2 separate regions of the Homo sapiens genome follow, and region 2 is linked to region 1. Evidence: read pairs that join two places in POLR2A ChIA-PET (ENCODE). Cell type or tissue: GM12878. All regions are shown on one strand. Each heading gives the region's core, and the rest is flanking DNA. Links, peaks and the distances in the headings are about the cores only.

Region 1 (2,932 bases), core at 222-2,721:
ATATAAAAGATGAAAAACATCCTGCAAAATAATTTTGATTATTTGATGTGCCCTCATTGCTTCTGTTCAGTAACTCAACTGAAAACAAGGTAGGTTTTACATTGTATTTCAAATGTTTTACCCTGAAGCCTGCATTTGGAAATTGTATAAAATTATAAACATACTTTCCACAAATTCATAAAATAACGAGATTTTATGTATCTGCATTACACCAAAATGTATTGTTTGACCCTTGGGAACTCTTAGATTGTTAGCATGTGCAACTAAGCTCACTGTCAACTGACTAATTCATTTCCTTTACTTGCCCTCAGTCTTTAAGCATGGTAGGCCTTTCATGACCTCAACTAATCTTTCTGGTGTCCTAAATTATTCTGAAGTAACAACCATGTTCTAAAATGTGCTTACAATCATCAAATAAACATAAAGGCAAAACATTCATGACACATTTTAAAACTTTTCCTGGCAAATAAATCAGCCAAACAATGGGATATAAGTTATTTTCTCTAGAAATGCTTTTTTTTTAAGATAAAAGCAAATTACTTACCATTTTGTAAATTTTAAATACTGCTTCATATTTATATTTCCTATAGATGCATTGTTTCTCACTAAGGAATGAGTAAATGAAACTGAAACACAAGACTAACATGTTTCTCTTCATATCGCTAAAAAAATTAAATGTATAGGAAATATGTGGCTGTGACACTCACTATGGTTTTATGGTTAGCATAATGACACAGTGATGGTCTCCTAACTCTTTCTGTTATTAATAAAACCCAATTAAACCCCTATTTTACATTCTAAGTTTCTATTTCTTCACAGTGACTAATGAAAAGTGACTAGTTGACTACAGCACCTGTTTTGAAAGCATTCTGTTCACTTAGACTATAATATTGATACAATGAAAATTACAGGAGAAAAAAACACATCAAGTACATCTTAAACATAGTATATCTTAAAAATCAGTATATGTTGCTAATATAAGAAATATGCTATATTAGTACTGATGTTTTTGATTTGACATATTTTCTTTAGTTTCTTAAATTATATAAGTAACCAAATTTCTACTAATTTACTCTAAATATTAGAATAGAGTTTTGAAGTAGGTTTCCATAGATTATTTTCTTACAAATGTGGGGAAAAAATGGTGATACATTTATTTTCATTACCTTAGCTAACTTGACTTTTTATACTGCAGAATTGTCAAATTTACAGAACATTTATGGGTATCAATAGTCACTATTAATTCCAGTGCCTATAACTAACACTTTCTGATCTCATTCCCTCTTTCTCCTAATTTTCACTTCCCCCAAATTCCTAACACTCTTCTCTTCCATTCCTCATTAAAAGAAATGCCAAAAAAAAAAAACCCAGCAAAACCACAGGACTTTGTACCTCATAAAGAGGAGATTAAATCTCCTGTGAGAAATGACTTAAAGGCTGGGAGGTGAGGGAGACAGAAGCTTGTGCAAAGGCTTCGTGTTTTCACTGCCTCCTCACTTTTCTGCTGTAGTGCTTTTTTGTCTCTCTACAACTAATTAACATTTATTCAACTTAGAAAACTTCTACTGAAAATCTTCTACGTGGGATACCAGAATACAGACTCTGCTCTCAAAAGAAAGAGCTAAGAGTCCAAGAGGAAGAAAGCCCAACAGTATTTGATGATAGAAGGAATATCCACAAGAAAAATAAAATTTCTGTGACTCCTTGTAGAGCTATAACAAGCATTAGTAAGTGACTCTCTCATCTATAAATATAAGGAAAATTTCTGCACCATTAGGATTTATTTTTATTCTGGCAAAATACACATAACATGAAATTTACCATTTTAACCATTTTAAAGTATACAATTTAGTGGCATTTAGTGCATTCACAATGTTGCACAACCATCACCACTATATAGTTCTAGACTATTATCATCAACCCAACAAGAAACTTCTTACAAATAAAGCAGTCAATTCCCATTCCCTTCTCCTTCCAGCCCCTGGCAACCACTAATCTGCTTCTGTCTCTATGGATTTACATATTCTGGATAGTTCATATAAATGGAACCATACAATCTGTGGCCTTTTGTGTCTGGCTTCTTGCACTTAGCATATGTTTTTATGGGTCATCCATGGTGTAGCATTTATCAGTACTTTATTCCTTTTATGACTAATAATCCATTGTATGGATACACAACATTTTGTTTACCCGTTCATCTGTTGATTGGATTAGGTTGCTTTCACCTTTTGGCTATTGTGGATGCTGCTGCTATGAATATTTCTGTGCAGGCTTTGCTGGAGCATCTGTTTTCAATTCTTTTGGATATATAGCTAGGAATAGAATTGCTGAGTCACGTGGTAACAAATGTTTCACTGACTGCGGACCTGCCAAAGTGTTCTCACAGTGGTTTCCCCCATTTTACATTCCTACCAGCAATGTATGAAAGTTCCAATTTCTCCATGCCCTCACCAACACTTGTTATTTTCTTTTTATTTTTTATTATGGCCACCCTAAAAGGTATGAAGTGATACCTCATTGTGGTTTTGATTTGCATTTCTTAATGACTAATGCTGTGGAGCATCTTTTCACATGCTTCTTGGCCATTTTTATATATTCTTTGGAGAAATGTCTATTTAATTCCTTTGTCGATTTTTCAATTGGCTTGTCTTTTTGTTACACAAATAGGAATTTAATCCCAAAGATATGTCAAGAAAGCTCTATCCCTAGGTTATGATAAACTAACAGAATAGAATGAACAGTCCAAAACCTACCTACAAGTGGTCCTTAACTACTGTGAAAACCAAATAGCTGGCATTGTATAGAAAAAGAAAGTGGTACCAGATAGGAGGGGGAAAAAAACAGGGCAATTTCAGATAGTGCTTAACAGAGTTGGCATGCCTATAACTTGGTAAAAAAAGATTTATCAAACCTTCCATTACACATACTTATT
Region 2 (2,932 bases), core at 328-2,827, 390 kb after region 1:
AACAAAAGGTGGCAAAAATAATACAGTTCTCATATACCTTTCACCTGGCTTTCTCAGATGTAACCTTAATAAATTGATAAAAACCAGGACATTAACACTGTTACAGTGTTATCTACAGATGTTATTCAGATTTTCCAGCTGTCCCATTAACATCCTTTTCCTGGTGCAGAATCACACATTTAGTTGTTTTATCTCATTTATGTCCACTCTGGGACAGTTCCTCAGTCTTTCTTGACCTTGACACTTTTGGAGAATATTGGACAGTTATATTTTAAAGTGTCCCACAGTTTGGGTTTGTCTAATATTTCCTCATGATTAAATTCAAACTATGCATGTTTGTTATAAATACTATGGAAGTGGTGTGCCCTTTTCAGTGTATTGTATCAGGAGGCACATGATATCCATATATCTCATCACAGATGATGTTAACTTTGATCATTTGGTTAAGTGTCTGCCAGGTTTCTCCACCGTAAAATTACTATTTTCTCTTTGTTAATTTCTTTGTAGGAAATTACTTCTTAATGGACAGAACTAGGAAATATATGTGTGTATATGTGTATATAGTTTGTTCAATATCTGGATTTTGTGCCTGTTTTTGTTCACTGCCATTTCTAGCACTTGTTTAGCCCTGTGGTCAGTAGATATTTGTAGCTAATAATATAGAATAGTGTAAAGTTAGACTAGATAACCTAAGGACTTTCCAGCCCCGCAACTCTGTTAATGTTTTGATTCTGGAAAAATAAGCTGGGGAACAAGACAAAAATAAACTCTGAACAGGATTCATAATAAGCAGAATGCAAAAGTCATAGGACTTTTGACTGCAAAAGTCATAGGAGCAGACATATGCAGTTTTGACATATGACTGCAAAAGTCATAGGAGCAGAAAGCTTTGATTATTATCAAAAACAATGAAGGTGTCAAAGGCCTGGAACAAAGTTTGCTGTGGGTAGGTAAGAAAGAGAAGCTTGATAATCGTTTTATCCATTGTACCTTAGCCGGATTGACTTGCAGAAGGTAAAGCCATGGTGAAAAAAAAAAAAAGAAAAATTATAAATAAGGATATCTCCTTTACAGGTATTCTGTCTTTAGTTTACTTTCCATTATTTCTTACTTTATCCAGGTAGACCAGATCCAAGTACATGTATTCCCACTGTAAAACCATATATGGCTTCATATTCTGCAAAGTCACACCCTAAAAATAACAGTACCTATGGGAAAAATAGGGTTGAGGTACAGCGTTCAAAATCTGTGGAACCTTATAAGCACTCATGAAAATAATAATACTTTAAAAAATCAATTAAATCTCCTCTAGCATTTTAACCTGGCATCATAGTTCTTAAAATCCTTTAAACCCTTGTTCTCATGCTTCCTTATTTGGGATATAGATTCTTTAGATCAGTTGAATAAAAATACATATGATTCAGATAAGAGCCCTTTTGAAAATGAAGGAAATGTCTTTGCAGCTTCTTGAGCTGCACTCAGAGATTGATCAGATAGCTTTACATAGTAGAAACCATAGAAGTTCTTGAAGCCACAAAACCAGCTACTACTTATATTAATAGAAGGCACGTCTAATAGATTTCTAGCTGGTTTTTTTTAAAAGATCTTCATATTTTACTAAGGTTTTGTCTTTAATTGCAAGAAAACTTATCTTGGATCATTAAAAAAAAATGAATGTGCCAGGGGAAAAAAAAATCAAGTCGAACTTACATACCTAACTCTGCATTATAAGAATATCATTCCGCTGTTTACTAATTGTATATAAGATCATTCAAATTAAAAAAGTCATAGAGGTAATTAATCTGTAATAATCTGAGTAACCGATTACACCTCAGTGACAGTGTGTTTAGCCAGAGTCGGTATTTCCTATATATGTATTTTTTATAGCCTTAGATGTTTCTGATAACATTGTATAAACATATCACTTACTGAATTTACAGACTCTGAATAAATGGTGGCTTCATGATACAGTTTTTAAAAGTATTTTTACCTTAGGATTCTTGGGTCTTGTATCAGCTCTTGTGGGAAGTTTGTGTATGTTTCCAGTCTTTTCCCTCTTTTTCCTGTGACTCATTCTACTTCTTCATCTACTTTAGTAGTCACTAGCACTGCCAGGTTTTGTGGAATCTTTGACAGAAATGTAGGATTCCTGCCTTTTACATACAGGAAATAATTTGATAGTATTGGAAGACAAAATGTAATCAACTGATAGACTGCCACATGTTGTCTGTAAATACTAGGCCTGTGTGTGCTATTCCCTAGCATTGTCTGGCTTTACTGAAAGCACTTCAAGCTTAAGAAATTGCTGACCCCTGTCTTACTAGGTTCTGAGCCAATCTTTTCACTTGCTAATCGACTTTCCCACTTTACTGAAAGGAGAGGCTTTCAAATTCTATACTTTATCAGTGTATTAGTTCTACAAAATGTTGCTTCAAGAAATAATGGAAATTCTTAAAGAGTTTGCATGTTGTTGCATGTTTCTCTCTCCCTCTGTTCAAATTTCCCTCTTGATGGAGATGTGCTTCTGGGTGACTGGTTGCCAGGAACTTTTATGTTCATAAGTACTTTTTGAATATTGTATTACCTATTTAAAAAGTTAAGAAAAATCTATATATATTTGGATGATGAGGAATGAGATAGATGGAAGAACTTGTGAGGAGTGAAAGAGCTTTAGGAAGAGAAACTATTGAAGCTTATCTAAATTACAAAATAAGTCAAATGCTCCTATATAAAAAACAGACATTCTTATTGTTAAAAAACTTTTTGCTGTTAAATATCATCTAAATATTGGTTTGATGTACAAATGTAGAAAAATATCTTGGGCATAGATTTTTTTTCCCTTGTCACTTTGAAAAGAAATTTACTTATTATTTTTCTGTAGGTTTTTCAAAGAATTTTTATATTAGACAATCACATCAGCTTTCCAAAAGAG

What was found. Peaks named below come from ENCODE experiments on the same cell type or tissue, not always from the same donor. Only the 100,000 strongest peaks of a DNase experiment are listed, where the experiment ranks them.
Region 2: POLR2A ChIA-PET joins it to region 1 with 6 read pairs; 2 of 35 experiments call an interaction of 5 or more read pairs at or near these places.

The regions. Positions count from the first base shown.
Region 1 is chr10:22,365,444-22,368,375 of GRCh38, reverse strand. The region is part of intron 3 of SPAG6 (sperm associated antigen 6); the gene reads right to left. Among named protein-coding and RNA genes, the nearest start is that of SPAG6, 21 kb to the right of the region's middle. In GM12878, for the core only: no CTCF peak of the experiment used is centred there; no DNase peak of the experiment used is centred there; H3K27ac peaks cover 607 bases.
Region 2 is chr10:21,977,822-21,980,753 of GRCh38, reverse strand. All of the region lies in intron 1 of DNAJC1 (DnaJ heat shock protein family (Hsp40) member C1), which reads left to right. Among named protein-coding and RNA genes, the nearest start is that of DNAJC1, 24 kb to the left of the region's middle. In GM12878, for the core only: no CTCF peak of the experiment used is centred there; no DNase peak of the experiment used is centred there.